Regions from separate parts of the Homo sapiens genome. Here regions 1 and 3 are each linked to region 2. The links are chromatin loops, found by intact Hi-C in ENCODE. Cell type or tissue: heart right ventricle. All regions are shown on one strand. Links, peaks and the distances in the headings refer to the core of each region. The heading gives the core; the rest is flanking DNA.

The links. A loop is a pair of places that touch in the nucleus more often than their neighbours do. Peaks named below come from ENCODE experiments on the same cell type or tissue, not always from the same donor. Only the 100,000 strongest peaks of a DNase experiment are listed, where the experiment ranks them.
Region 1: a loop joins it to region 2, with 2.7 times the contacts of the local background. A loop is called at or near these places in 50 of 110 quality-filtered maps.
Region 3: a loop joins it to region 2, with 10 times the contacts of the local background. A loop is called at or near these places in 50 of 110 quality-filtered maps.

What each region holds. Positions count from the first base shown.
Region 1 is chr9:117,773,586-117,777,543 of GRCh38, reverse strand. All of the region lies in intron 2 of LOC105376244 (a long non-coding RNA gene), which reads right to left. Among named protein-coding and RNA genes, the nearest start is that of TLR4, 71 kb to the right of the region's middle. In heart right ventricle, for the core only: no CTCF peak of the experiment used is centred there; no DNase peak of the experiment used is centred there.
Region 2 is chr9:117,640,305-117,648,359 of GRCh38, reverse strand. No RefSeq gene overlaps it. Among named protein-coding and RNA genes, the nearest start is that of TLR4, 60 kb to the left of the region's middle. In heart right ventricle, for the core only: a CTCF peak has its summit at 3,522 (motif pointing left); a DNase peak (open chromatin) is centred at 3,499; H3K4me3 peaks cover 942 bases; H3K27ac peaks cover 1,231 bases; H3K27me3 peaks cover 333 bases.
Region 3 is chr9:117,779,465-117,783,422 of GRCh38, reverse strand. All of the region lies in intron 2 of LOC105376244 (a long non-coding RNA gene), which reads right to left. Among named protein-coding and RNA genes, the nearest start is that of TLR4, 77 kb to the right of the region's middle. In heart right ventricle, for the core only: no CTCF peak of the experiment used is centred there; no DNase peak of the experiment used is centred there; H3K27ac peaks cover 445 bases.

The DNA.
Region 1 (3,958 bases), core at 1,293-3,792, 130 kb before region 2:
GCTGGGCTATTCCCAGGTTGCTGTACTTGCCAGCTTCCTATCCATTCCACTCCAGACCCACTGACGTAGCAATGACAGGAAAGACTAGAGTCAGAAGATCTGTTGCAAATTTGAAGATTTTTGGAGCTGAAAGAAGGCGTCCAGTGGTAGAATTAGGAACATAGGGGATGGAATTTGCCTCCTCCAATGCTTGCATATCCTCTACAGCAGAGTAGGAGGGTTACACTCAAGTTTCCCAGAGAAACACCTCTAGGGGCAGGGCATTCACTAGCTCACAAAGCATTTCTTCCATCTTTGAACAATCTGACTCTAGATAATTATTTGTCTTGTGCCTGTGTATTCCACACAGGTTCCTGACTGTACTACTTGAGAGTCAAACAGAGAAATCCATTCTTCTTCCCCATAACAATTCTTTAAGAATTTAAAAACAGTTGCTAGGTCTTCTTCAATCTGCCACCATATCTCCCCTTTCAGCCTAAACCTTTTCAATTTTAACATAAGAAAAAATAATTATTAAACAGAAAAAAACTTACCAAGAATGCACAGCTAGTAACTAAAGTTTCTGGCTCCCAATCCAGTGCCCATTATAGTTATTTATTCATCTTTTTACTCAGTAAATATTTTATGAGCATATAATATATACACAATGGTAACACAGGGCTTACAACTTAAATATGATTCAACTCCTGCCACAGGAGAGCAAAAATTTTAGTAAAACGTAAGATGTGTGGACAGGTAGCTACTGTAGTTGGAAGGAAATGAAAAAAAATATTCATTAAATGCTTTCTAAATGTCAAGCACTGCCAGGTGCTTCATATATTATTTCATTTAATTTTCAACTACACACTAGGGTTGACAGTATCATACCATTTTGTTCATTTAAGAACTGAAACACTGCTCTAGATTTTTTGTATTGCTGCATAAAAGACCACCCAATCGTAGTGGTATAAAACCATTTGATCGTGTTCATGGAGTCTGTGGGCCAGGAATTAGAATAAGGTATCACAGAAGTAGCTTGTTTATGCTCAAAGATACCTGGGGCAGTGGGAAGGTCTCAAATGTCCAGAGGCTGAAATCAAAAAGAGATTTCTTTATGTACAGGTCTGGAACCTGAGGTGAGTTGATGTCTGGGCTCAGCTGAGACTGCCTGTAAGAGCCACCTACCTACGTAGAGGCCTCTCTATGTGCCTTAGCTTTCTGGTGGCAGCTGGGTTCTTCTAACAGTATCTGAAGTCATGCAATCCCACTTCCATTACAGTCTATTTGGTTAAGGTACTTATAAGGCAAGCATGGATTAACTTAGAAATTAGACTCCAGTTCATCATGGGGAAGTGAAAAGGTCACACTGCAGAAGAAGCTGTGGTACAGGTGATATCACTGCAGCAAACACTGAAGGCTTAAGCTGTACAGCTGGTGTGTGTTGAAGCAGGTTATGTATCCAGGCCACTTTGGCTCGAAGAGATTTTCTATGAAACTTCAGAAGATGGGTAGAGCATTATGTTACTCAAGAAGGCTCCATGGAGGAGGTACCATTTGGAGTGGGCTTTGAAGGAGGGGAGAGATTTGCATGTGGAAGCATTCTACATATGGGGTAAAGTGTGACTAAGTCACAGAGGGAGCATCATGATCTTCCTTCACTGTCTTCAGGCTATTTTCTATTCCAATAAAGAAACATAGAAAATTATCCTCTCCCAACAGTCAACAGAAGTACTGGGCATAGGAAAGCTCTTGTGACTAAAAGGTGGCATTTTTGCCAGATGGCAAGTTTCCCTGGGTGACTATTACCCATGACACAGGGAACTGAGCTTGTGGCACAGCCCAGCCACAGGCAGACAGAGAGGACTGGGCTGAATGGAAGAGGAAGGAAGGAAATCTCACTTTGGGAGAACAAGGGTGGGCTGAAATCCTCCATAATGAGGCAGAGTGTGATGGCAGCTAGAACCCATTGCCCTCAAGCCCCTGGGTAACCATAATTAGCTCAAGGAGCATTTGAAATGAACATTTTAGATGTTGTTGGCAATGGTGCACCCCATACAAAGGGAGTCAGGCAAAAGGCAGGCTCAAGCCCAAATTATAGTAGAAGAGGCCTTCATGAAGATTTTATGAGCACCCAGTGGAACTACTTTTCATGGTACTATTCTACAAAGAATAGGTTTTTCCATTGCATATTTTAAACTAGTTGTTATTAGTGTATATAAAAGCTGTGATTTCAGTATACATATTTTTGAAAATGGCAATAATACAGAAAAAAAAACATGAGGACAAAAATCCCAACAATTTTCAATGTCCTCTATCAACAGTCTCATCACCTACATAACACATTTCCACATCCATGGACACCTACACCATAACCTATTACATTTTTATATTTATTTCATTACTTGCTTATTAACTATCACCCCTGTGAGAATGCAAGTTTCATACAGAAAGTCACTTAGTTCTGTGTCCTCAGCATCACTAAATGTCATGGTCATGGTTGCATATGTTGGTCACTTAATATTTGTTAAGTAAGTCAGGCCCTAGGGACAGGAGAGAAGGACTGACAAGCTTACTGCTACATTTTTCTTTGTAATGGAAGGGAACATCTGACCCTGTAATATTGTCAATGAGCCAAGGTTGGTTTTCTTGCCACATATACCACAATTCCAAATTCTGTTTGGGAAACGACTTCAGGTAGATTTGAGATGCAACCTCAGGTCTTCTACTTAGTAGTTGTGTGAGCTTGGCCTGTCACTTAGCTTTCCTGAGTATTAATTTCCTTGTTTGGGAAAAAATATTTTTATCAGAAAGCTAATATGAGGGTCAAATCATGAAGGTATTTTGCAGATGATGATGCAGTAAGGGCCTCACTCCTCTGACTGGACAAACCTCAGGCTATTTGCTGCCAAGCTTGGATAAGGGGAGGAAAAGAACAAGAAAATGTACGAAAAGAAGCAAAGAGAAAGAAAGGAACAAACAGTAAAAACAGGAAGAAGAGGAAGAGAAGGACAGGCGAGAGGAAACAGAGACATGTACTTTGAAAAGAGGCCAAGTGTAGTGGCCAAGGTTTGCAAGGCCAAGGCAGGAGAATTATCTGAGGCCAGGACTTCAAGACCAGCCTGGACAACACAGGAAGACCCTATCACTACCAAAGTTTTTCTTTAATTAACCAGGTGTGGTGATGTGTGCTTGTGGTCCTACCTACTTGGGAGGCTAAAGTGGGAGGATGGCTTGAGTCCAGGAGTTTGAAGTTACAGTGAGCTATTCTTATGCCACTGCACTCCAGCCTGGGTGATGAAGAGAGAGACCCTGTCTCTAAAAAGGAAGAAGAAGAAAATGAGATTAGAAGAGAAATAAGTAGAAAGAGGATGAGTGGCCAGAAGGAAGGAGATAAAGAAAATAGGGAGAGAAGAAGGGAAAGGAGGGGAGGGGAAGTTTGAGGAGTGTGAGGAAGGAAGAGAAAAAGATAAGAAGAGAGAGAAAACAATGCTGCTAGAAAGGAAGAAAGAGAGGGGAGAAGGGAGGGGAGAAGGGAGGGAGGAAGGAAGGAATGGAAAAAAAAGGAAGGAAAGGAAAGGAAAGGGAAAGGAGAGAGGGATGGAGGGAGGGAAAGAAAGGAAGAGAGGAAGAAAGAGAGAAAGAAAGAAAGAGAAAGAGAGAAAGAAAGAAAGAGAGAAAGGAAACAAGGAGAAAAAGAGAAAGAAAGAAAGAAAGAGAAAGAAGAAAGAGAGAGAAAGAAAGAAAGAGAGAAAGAAAAGAAGGAAGGAAGGGAAGGAGGAAGGAAGGAAGAAAGGAAGGAAGGAAGGAAAGAAGGAAAGGAAAGGAAGAAAAGGAAGGGAGGGAGAGAGGGATAGAGGGAGGGAGGGAGGGAAAGAAAGGAAGAGAGGAAGAGAAAGAAAGAAAAGAAAGAAGAAAGAAAGAGAAAAGAAAAAGAAAAGGAAGAAAGAGAAAGAAAGAAAGAAAGAAGAAAGAAAGAAAG
Region 2 (8,055 bases), core at 2,434-4,933:
GGAGCAGGATTTGCAGGCTTTGCAGGAGGAGGCTTTGCAGCAGCCAGCTTCCAAGATTGCCCTTTGTTATTCTACTTGATTGATAGTGTGCCCCTGTGCAGACTACTTCCATACTGGGTAGAGCTGACCAATGTCACCTGTAAGATGTTGTGAAGATGGTGGTTTGACTTTTAAGATAAGCCATAAACAACACTGCAGGTTCCATCTTGCTCTCTTGGATGGCTCTTTTTGTAAGGAGCCAGCCACCATACTGTGAAGGAATTCAGCAAACAGCCCTATGGAGAAATCCAGATGACCAGGAACTGGGGCCATTCACAGCAGTCATCATGGACCTGACAGTTGAGCCACCTGGGAGACAGATACCCCAACCACAGGTGAGCCCTTAGATGACTATGGCCCAGGCCAACATTTTGGCTACCACCTCCTGAGAGATGCTGAGCCATGATCACCCATAAGCCTCTCCTTAAATTCTGATTCACATAACTATGAAAGGTGGCAGAGTTTATCATGGTTTTAAGTTGCTACATTTTGAGATAATTTGTTATGCAGCAATAGATAAATAATACAGTTTCTCTCTCCCTTGTGTCTGATATTGGTTGAAAGAAGGTCTAGGAGGCTGGGCATGGTGTCTCATGCCTGTAATCTCAGCACTTTGCAAGGCCAAGGTGGGTGGATCACCGAGGTCAGGAATTTGAGACCAGTCTGGCCAACATGACAAAACCCCATCTCTACTAGAAAATACAAAAATTAGCCAGGCATGGTGGCATGTGCCTGTAATCCCAGCTACTCAGGAGGCCGAGGCAGGAGAATCGCTTGAACCTGGGGAGGTGGAGGGTGCAGTGAACCGAGATTGCACCACTGCACTCCAGTCTGGGTGACAAGGCAAAGTGAGACTCCGTCTCAAAAAAGAAATAAAAAAATAAAAAAATAAAATAAGAGGTCTCGGAATGGATGGTTCATGTAGACGGTATGTGGCATAATAACAACCAGCATGTGTGGAATCCATACTAAACACTTTACATCATTTCATTTCATTTAATTTCATCTCATTTAATCTTCTCAAAAGGCAGGCACATTTATCCTCATTGTATAGTTGAAAAAACTAAAGTTTGAAAAAGTCATGTCTTATGTCCACAGCTTTTGATCTAGTAAGAGTGAAGTCAGAACTTGAAAGAAGGTCTGTTTCCAAATGACTTCCCTGCTCTTGGTCTGCTTCCTGGGGCATCTGTGGGCATTTTGTACCCATCCTACCTTACCCTCGTTGAATGTGTGCCACCTCATTTAGACTTGGTCTGTACATCTGCAGAAAGAGGATGCGTTAGGCTGCTGCTGCTTGGATGTAGTGAGGGGAATGCTGGCCCAAGTTCAGTCTGGCTGAATCACAGTTGCCTCATTGACAAAATGGGGAAAATAATTACTATCTCACAGGGCAGTTGAAATAATTCAATTTCATAATGCCTATGCCATTGTTTTACAAACTCTAACAGCTAACACCAAAGTAAATTATTGTTTTTATCATGATTTTTGTTATGTTCATCTATGCCAAGCTCATAAAGATTATGGGATTAGAAGAGCCAATTACAACAGCCCACCCAGCGTCTATGGAAGGGCCCCAACTTTAAAGGCAGTCAATATATCCATTTTTTCCAGAACATGAAAGAAACGTTGAATAGCTATTTATTGTCTTCCAGCTATAATTGATTATGGGATGAGAGTTGTTTTGTCGATCTTCCATTACAGTGCTTGAATAAAAGGTTAGTAAATAATAATGATAACAGAGAAAAACAACACATTCTTTCTCAAATCCCACCCACGCTGCCTCTCTGACTTGTGTATATTTGAAAATGGTCTTTACAAATATCAATTCTGGAAAAAAATTTACGTTGCATTATAAATATAAAAATAAAACCAAATCAAAATTATTATCTTGGCATCCTGGGGACCCTCCCTGGTGTGGATGAGGGGGCAGAAAAGAGGGAGTGGGAAAGAATGAAGGGAGGAGGACAAAGACCATGCCCGGAATTCCCATGCCAGCGGAACACTTGAACAGCCTGTTTTTCTGCCCTTTAAAATTAAAAACACAAATCAATCTCACTCAAATTCTAAAAGCAGAAAGGAATGGGGGATTTGACTGGTAATGTTTAGAAATAAATGATTTCTGGAAATGTATTGTGACTTAAAAATTGAGAAGTTCTGTCTTTGTAGAATGAAAAGAGAGAGAAGCTACAATTTCCACACGCAAACAAACACCCCATCTCATCAACTCCACCCATTTCCAGCTCCTGGACATTTGTCTTTATTTGTTTCCTCCTCTTCTGAAGCAGGATTTCTCCTGGACAGCAGCCTCCTCAACGTGGGGGCTTATCTATTTATCATCCCTCTCTTCCAACATTGCTTCCCCCACCACCCCCAGCCACACAGACAGCAGGGATTCTTCCATCATTCTTTTCTTCCTTTTCTTGGGGGCACTGTATAGTCTGACCCTAGGCCCTCTTTCTCTCCCACAAAGCTTTTATTTGAAAGCAACAGAAAAGAGGATGGAAACTGAGGGTAATAGAGATTGAAAGAGAGGAGACAGGAGTGGCTGCCAAGACAGAAAGAACAAGACAGGCACAGACAGCATGCAGGGGTGGACTGAAAAGTGAGAAGTCAGGGAAGAACATGGGTTAAATAATCGATTTCAAAACTCACTCTTTGCCAGAGATTTTAATCAAATCATTTCCTTAACCCCAGGAATCTTCTGGGAATTCATTCCCTCTTTCTCTGTCTCTGTCTCTCTCTCTCTCTCTCTCTCACTCTCTTCCTCTTTCTCTATCCCAGACTCTACACAGAGCCAAAAATGCCCTTAGCTATGGCCTGTGCCAGCACCACCACATGTATCTCTATTCCCTCCACTACACATAGGTGCAATCGCACAACCACACACCATTACACACACACACACACACACAAAACCACCCCCCACGCCATATACTCAAGAGATGAGAAAAACCAAGCAAGTGGCCTGAGCAAGGCAAGCCCAGATCAAAGGGTTTTGGACTAGTGTCCTTTCCCTCTCCGTATACTGTCTGAGGGGTACTGTAATTAAGAAACAATTTATTCCTTTTCCCAACACATTGGATAACTACCTCTCATTTTACTCAACCAAAGTGGCAACAAGGCACCACAGGCACAACCCTGACAGAGAAGGAAAGCATTCAGGGAAACTGGGAGGTGGGGTATTATAAGCCTTCTTATTTTTTTAAATGGGTACTATTCAAAAGGGCTGCTTTCTTCACTGGCTACAGGTTATGTAACATCTAAATTATTTCCGGAGTTTCTGAACAGACCAGAGGTTCAGAATAATGGCACCCGCCTCTCCAGATCTGAGGGCTGCTGTCTTCTCCCAGAAGCCCCTCCAAGCCGCTCTGACCCCTGGTCTGGGGCACCCTTCTTCCTTCCCGGCATTTTTTACAAACACAACCTTCAAAATTAGTTCAGAGGCTTTGCGACCCTTTTGTGGCCCTGCACCGCCATCATGTGGCCAGAGCTAACACTGCATCCATGCACACTTACGTGAAAACCAATGAAACCTTAAATGGGAAGTGGCGTAAGATCAGGATTAACCTCCAGCAGATCCTAAGTGGGGTACTTTCCTGTCTTTGCTGCTGGTATATGCTGCAAACTATATTTGGAGGCCTTTTACACTTATGTTCCTCCGCTAGCCCCTTTTCATGGAATGCCTCTTCCCTCGTGTACTCTAAGTTCTAAAATGTAAGAAACTTGCTCATAGGACCAAACACAATTAATCTCTGACCTTCAAACACGTTTCATTTTATTTATTGTGATCGTAGCACTTACCAAAATTCTAAACTGTATGCAAATTAAATGTGTGTGGATTTCTCTCCCCTACCAGGAAGTGAACTGGCAGATGGCAGAGACTGTTTTTTTCACACCTCACAAATAGTAACGAGTCTTTAAAAAGTATATATTGAATGGAGAAAATACAGCAAATAAATGACTCACTAATTTCTTAGCTACCCTGCTTAACTTGCCCTGATGACCTCTTCCTTCCTCTTTTCTGCACAGTGTTGGGCACTGTGCAGCATATAGGTAAGAAACCCTGGAGTAGGAATCAGAATTAGGTTACACCCATGGGAGCTGCGTACCCTTGAGTCAGTCACTTTTTCCTCTAGGAGCCTTAGTTTTCTCAACTATATAAAGAGAGGATTGAATTAAACAAATCACTAAGGTCCATTCAGGTAGATGACGAGGTAAGCCTAAACAAAACTGACTTTTACTAGAGGAATTTTGACTCTGCTTTAAGAGACAAGATGCACTATAGTTATATTCTTTTTCCACTTATTCCAAGGTAATAATACACAGTATTAGGTACCCAATAAATATCTGGAAAATAACAGATGAGAACAGAAAAAAAAGTCAATAAGAAAACAAATTGACCACAGAGCAGTTGTGAACGACAAATGGCACACAACTCCATTCGTAATTCACATTCAGACTTTTTATGTCCTGACATAAGCATGCTGCAAAAAGACGTATCAAAGGCTACTAAGGTTAAACATAGGCTGTTCTGGACTTTTCAGAGAATGTTTCTTAGAGGCAAATCACATTAACAGCCAAACAAATCTGGCTCTAGATAAAGGAGAGGATGTTGTTTGAGATGCAAGAAGGACAGCATAGTGCAGGTGTTACAAAGCAGATAGGAACAGTAAACAACAAATTGTGGCAATATTAGCCACGAATTCTTCACCTGGTTTCAGAAGAAGCCGCTATCAAGTTGTAATCTAAATGAGTATCACCTGAAAAATCACCATGCTCCTATAACCGGAAACCCAAGCGGAACACTTCTGTTCCTCATATTGTATTTCACTGATAGACACAGTCCAGCCCAACTGCTTATTTTCACAGACAGCACAGAAAGGAAGAAAGTCCACCTTGTGTTTCTGGAGACCTCTTCCTATGCCTCGCAGTGGGTCAGGCATGTTATATCTGCTTAACAAGTTGTTCGGTACAATGTCCTATGAACACTCTCTCTTCTACAAATATTAACAGATTTAGTACCTAGTACTGAGAGGTGACAGAGTGCTGGCAGTCCTCACAGCCCTTGCTCGCTCTCGGCGCCTCCTCTGCCTGGGCTCCCACTTTGGCGGCACTTGAGGAGCCCTTCGGCCCGCCGCTGCACTGTGGAAGCCCTTTTCTGGGCTGGCCAAGGCTGGAGCCGGCTCCCTCAGCTTGCGAGGAGATGTGGAGGGAGAGGCGCGGGCGGGAACCGGGGCTGGGCGCGGTGCTTGCGGGCCAGCGTGAATTCCGGGTAGGCGTGGGCTCGGCGTACCCCGCACTCGGAGCGGCCGGCCGGCCCCGCCGGCCCGGGCAGTGAGGGGCTTAGCACCTGGGCCAGCAGCTGCTGTGCTCAATTTCTCGCCAGGCCTTAGCCACCTTCCCGCGGGGCAGGGCTCCGGACCTGCAGCCGGCCATGTCTGAGCCTCCTCCCCCCCGCCCCTCCGTGGGCTCCTGTGCGGCCCAAGCCTCCCTGACGAGCGCCACCCCCTGCTCCAAGGCGCCCACTCCCATCGACCACCCAAGGGCTGAGGAGTGCGGGCGCAAGTCGCGGGACTGGCAGACAGCTCCACCTGCAGCCCCGGTGCGGGATCCACTGGGTGAAGCCAGCTGGGCTTCTGAGATTGGTGGGGACGTAGAGAACCTTTACGTCTAGCTAAGGGAGTGTAAATAAACCAATCGGCACTCTGTATCTAGCTCAAGGTTTGTAAACACACCAATCAGCACCCTGTGTCTAGCTCAGGGTTTGTGAATGCACCAATCCACACTCTGTATCTAGCTACTCTGATGGGGACTTGGAGAACCTTTGTTTCCACACTCTGCATCTAGCTAATCTGGTGAGGAGGTGGAGAACCTTTGTGTCTAGCTCAGGGATTGTAAATGCACCAATCAGTGCCCTGTCAAAACAGACCACTGGGCTCTACTAAACAGCAGGATGTGGGTGGGGCCAGATAAGAGAATAAAAGCAGGCTGCCCTAGCCAGCAGTGGTAACCGGCTCAGGTCGCCTTCCACGCTGTAGAAGCTTTGTTCTTTTGCTCTTTGCAATAAATCTTGCTGCTGCTCACTCTTTGGGTCCACACTGCCTTTATGAGCTGTAACACTCACCGCAAGGTCTGCAGCTTCACTCCTGAAGCCAGCGAGACCACTAACCCACCGGGAGGAAGGAACAACTCCAGACGCACAGCCTTAAGAGCTGTAACACTCACTGCGAAGGTCCGCAGCTTCACTCCTGAGCCAGCGAGACTACGAACCCCACCAGAAGGAAGAAACTCCAAACACATCCGAACATCAGAAGGAACAAACTCCGGACACGCCGCCTTTAAGAACTGCAACAGTCACCGCAAGGGTCCGTGGCTTCATTCTTGAAGTCAGTGAGACCAAGAACCCACCAATTCCGGACACAGTACTACTTCATTGGTAGTGGCTGCTTGGAATAGTGTGATTAAAAGGACCTGGGCAAGGCATATGCCAGGAATGTGGCCAGGCAGATGTATACTCCCAATGCAGGCACTTGAAGAATCATTACACGGAAGCACCGAGCCAGGCAATAGCAGGCAGTCTCTGCCTACTCCCGTGGATGTACGAGCGAAATAGTCACCATGAAGTGCTCAGAGTTAGTCAATGAAAGGCTCGAAGCCTTCATACTAATTGATGGAGTATGAAGCCTTTCTGCATATATTTTCCTGATGAATAGAGCTATGATTATTTAATTTGTAATGGACCAGAAGGGACTGATTTTACCAGGGCTGATGGCCAGGAACCAAGGATGCTGAGCCCAAGAATTTTTCAAAATGTTATCTGAAAATAAAAGAGAGTAGTCAGGAGTTTTCCTTTCTTGTTTCCAATAGTGTGTGTATCCTGTGGACATAGGATAAATTATCTTATTTCCTCCACCTGCTGTCTTTTGAGGTTACAATATAGATAGCATAGGGTTATTGAAAGAATCATTGGAACATAGAGTTCACAGGGACCTTGGAAATGGACTTGTGTGGGGATGACAATATATGGCACTGGTATTGCCATTCTCCCAGCCCCTCCCATAGCAGACTTTGCTAATTCATTTAGCAGGAAAATAGCAATGCCATTTGTGTCTTTGAGGCATATTTTCAGCACACTGCTCCAGACTCATCAGGGTCAGCACTTAAGATAAAGCCATTTTCTAACCTTTGAAACTTGGCTTTTGGGAGAGTGACTTCTCAAAGTTGCAGTTAGGGTCAGAACTGGAACCCACATTTTCTGATATCCAAATATTTCTCCGCTTTCCTGTTCAGTTGTAAGCTTCCTAAAGATAAGCATCATTTCCTTTTTTCCTTGGGGTTTAAAAAAATTAAATTTTATTGTGTTTACTTGAGGTTTGCAACAAAATGTTATAGGATACATATAGAAAGTAAGTTGGTTACTAGTGTGAGGCAAATTACCATATCTGTCATCTCCCATAGTTACTTTTTTGTGAGTGATCTTTTTTATTTTTCAATCAATCAATACATGGAAAGCATTCCAATTAAGCAACTGCTCATCCACTAAGGCATCCAGAACAGAAACTTACTCTCGACCTTCAAGAAATTGACATTCTCCCACACACAACTCTCTCTGTGCCTTGATGCCTCTGTTTAAGTGGTTTTTAATGTTGAAAATGCCTTTTTCATTCCTTCCACCTTGAAATCTACTCAAAATACATATTGTCCACAAGGATTCCAGATTTGTCTTTTGCTAGCACCACCTTTATCCCTAATGGACATTACCTTCTGCCTCCTATGTTCTTCTAAAATATTTTAAAATACATAAAAACTAGACATCTGTTCAGTTACTTGTCTGTCTATCACCTCCACCAGGTTGTGAGCACAAAACTCTAGAAAACATATCTTGCTCACATGATGAATAAAGGGATGCCCACGATATCATAGGCTTCTGATGACTTTTAGTTGGATAAAAGCTAGTTTCTAGAACCATCACAATTAAATATAAAATCATTTAACAAAGTTAAAATAGACCTTAGG
Region 3 (3,958 bases), core at 1,293-3,792, 140 kb before region 2:
TCACTTCCTCTCTCCTTATACTGGCTCCCTGGCATCTTTTACTATCCGTGGAGTTCTGATGCCCCCTGCTGCTGACTGCAGGCTGCTGGCTGCTAACTGCAAGAAACACAGGTTTCCCTGGTTGCAGGCTCTGTGTTGGTTGTCTGTGCTAGTTCTTCCGCCTCTCATTATGTTTTCCTCTTATGTGATCTAATACTCTGGCTGTGTTTTCTCACCGTCTTTCTGTGCCACTTGTATCTTTTCCCCCACACCCTCGTCTCAACATCTTTCTCATCACCTCTTTCCTCTTTCAGTTTCAGTTTTAGACTTCGTTCTCTCTGCTGTCATCTGTGTCTCAGTCTATTCTTGAATAGACTGGTTCCCTGCATCTTGAATTCCTGGTTCCTGCATCTTGATCTGTGTCACTGACTCAGCTTCTGTTGCACAACCTCACCCACTCATCAGTGGAATTTTTTTTGTTTTTGTTTTTTCACAGAGAGACTTGCCACATGTTCCTCTCATTGTCCTAAGATAATTTAACAAGCAGGTGATTAGCCTTAACTGAATAGGCAGGGTGGTTAGCTCTTTGCACAGAAAGTTCTTACAAGTAAAAATAAAGCATTTTCCAGGGTTCTAGAAAGTTAGATTTCTTCCACAGTTTTGTGTAATATTTGGCTTTTTTTTTTTCTTTCTGAGGTATAGGATTTTAAAATTTATACCTGGTGGGAACTAGAAGTGGGGAGGAGGTGAGTATTGGAAATCTCTGCGGCGAGTTCTAGATTGGAGAAGGGAGTTCTGGAAGTTATGGTTCCAGGGCTCCCTGTGAGAGGGCAGTGCTTCGGACATCTGTGCCTGAGCTGCTCTGCGTATGAGGTGCCTGCTCAGCAGGTCCTGTTGATGGATCGATTCTTTGGCTCCTAGGACTAATACTCTAAGAACCCCACTGGCCTGAGTTTGTTTTTCTGCCAAAGGGAGCTATCATTAGCATTTGAGACAAATACCCAGACAACATCCCCAAAGTGTATCTCCATCCGTCTGGGTTCACAGGAGGGAGGGCGTATGCTTGCTTATGGAAAGCATATGATTTACGCTAGTGCCTGTGGCTCTCCAAAGGAGAATGCAGCTTAGGGGTAGCATGAAATGGTGTGTACCAAACACTACCAGGCCAGGTGAACTGCATACATGATTCCACTGTCACAAGCATCCTGCAAAGGCTTGTTTTCTGGATTAAAAAACTGAGCTTCAGAGAGGTTAGGTACATTCATAGCCAGTAAGTAGCAAGGTTTAAATCTGCCTTTCAGGTGCAAAACCATCAGGAATATAAATCAAAAGCACAGGTTAGGTCATAAGGAGACCTTGGACTAAACTCTTTACTTCCCTGGGCTCGAGTTTCTCCATAAAGGTGATGATGGAGTCATCTCATGATATTCTAGGGTCTCTCTAAGTTGTAACATATCAAGATTCTGTCACTCTGTTACTCACTACTTTCCCTGACATCTTTCCAATTTGTTCTGCTGTTTAATTTATGAGAACATATATTGTTCTCATAAATTGTGTCCATAAATTGTACATTAGTGGGTTTCTCTGAAGGCAAAGATTATGTCATCATCAAGATTTGATTTCTCACAATGCTTAACACCTTGTTTTCAATGCAGTAGACACTAAGTTTTTGTTTTTATTTTCTGAAAGCAGAAAGAGTGGGAAGAAACAATTCAAACATGGAAGCTAGAGAGAAAATACAAAAGACAGGAAGAAAGGAAGGAAGGGGAAACATTAAAATGCATTTTATTACATTACAGGACTCATTTAAGACATAACGGAAGCTTCATTATTTGTTCACTTTTTGCCTTTAAGTGCTGATTCCTATAAAGGACCAAAAATATTAAAACATAAAGAATTAGGAGCCTGCCGAATATCAAATTGGGGATGAAAATGTCAAATCTCTCAAATTAGAAAGAAATTCAGGAAGAAGGCAGTATCTGTTCTAAAGGGTTACATGTTTGAAATCACATTTGTAGGTGTACATTTCTCCTACAAAGCAAGACGCCCTGGAGTGCAAACACACTTTTCCCAGCTTCAGGAAAACCACTCAGCATGCCACAGCTCCTGGAGGTGCCCGTTCCCACCATTATCACTGCCTCCCCGCAGCACAGCCTCTCCAGGACAGATGCTAACAATCGATAGCAAACACCTCACACTTAAATCCATCAATGAAAATACTGTTACAATAATAGCAGCGATTTTATGTGGCTACTGATTTCTTTGGGGCCTCCCAAACCCAAAGGTAAGAAATAATAACAGGTCATTTTTCATCAAGACAGACAATGCAGAAGGGTGATTGGAGCAGAGGTGCTTCCGATGAACTGTGTTGCCCATGTGAGCACTGCCAAGAAAAAGGAAAAAACCCACCTCCTGGGAGGCTCTTGTGTTTGGGCTGATGAAAAAAGCAATAAGAATCCTCAGCAACATAATAAAGACAGCACCAGGCAATCCCACGTTCCTGGGCAAACCCATCGCTGTGATTTTACCTGAGTCTGCAAATAAGATTGTGTGACTGGTAAAAGGATAACTATTATCCCATTTCACAGATGGACAAACAGAGACTCAAGGGAGAAAGTGGCAGAACTAGGGCTAGAACACAGAGCTTCTTCCTCTTAATCCATTATTTTTTTATTTGCTTTTTTCTCCCTTGAATTGAACAGAAAGGAGACAATCCAGGATATAGATCAAAACATTAAAGGAGTCAAACCAAATTGTGTTTTAGAAGAATATTTAATGACCTGGGGAAATGTTTACAATACAAAATGTAGTTAGAAAATAACTATATGTGCACATGTGTATTATAATTCTGATTATGTAGACATTTTATATAGACACATACACACGTCATATATCAACCAGGAAGTATCTCTGGATATAATGAATGACTTTGGCTTCTTCCTTAGGCTTTCCTCTACTTTATGCATTTCTTACATTCTGCACATATTTCTAATGTTTCTAAAAGTTAAGTTGAATATATAATTTGAATTAATAATATATATAAGTACAAACACACACCCATACAGAAGTCAAAATTAGATCATCTCAAGGGAAAAAAATGCTTTGCTTACTTTCTCTTGCTTTCTCTTATGGAGGATATAAAACTAATCAGTGATCGAATCCAAAGTCTCTGCTAGGCAATCAACATTATGACCTAAGTCAAATGCTTCATCTCTCACAGCTCACATTCTTCATCTACCAAAGAGGTATATTCCTATTTATTGCCTAATTTCTATGGTTTTTGAAAAAATAAATGACGAATCAAAATTTTGCGCCTTGAGTCCAAATGTATAGGCAGACAGGAAGCTGGTATGTGATGAGAGAGGGGGAGCCCTTCTCTTGAAACCACAAATTTAATCAGAATTTCTTCCTGTCTTCACCAAGCTGTAGGCTGAAGCAGCCCCTGTGATTATCTCTTCCTAATCAAGTGGGTGCCTATCTAGGGAGGCAGATGTAGCTCTGGTGGTGGGGGTGAGAGCCTCTAATTGCAGGATTTACATGAGAGGAGATTCCCCAGAGGCGGAGAAACAGACAGCCAAGGAGACACCACAAGCTATTTCCTCAAGCAGAAAAAGACAAGGAGGCCTTGGGAAGAGGCTGCCCTCTTTCTGGCCCTCAGGGTCTTTGTAGGTGGAAAAGGAAGTTAAACTGGGACTGGGCGGAGAGGGATAGGATTAAATTGGAGGTAACTTCATTGAATGGCTACTTTCTGCAAGGCACTGTGGGACTGGTAAGGGGGAAAACGCAACAGCAAAGAGTTCAGAAATAAGATTTTTCTAGTGCCTAGTGTGAGTCAGAAACTCTGTTAGAGTCTGTGTTTAAATGATCAAGTTGAATCTTGAAGAATAATTTGTGAGGTAGTGATTAAATCCACAATATCAGGCACACATTAAACAAGAGCCTCCTAGAATAACTGCAGATCTGGCAAACATGCTTTGCT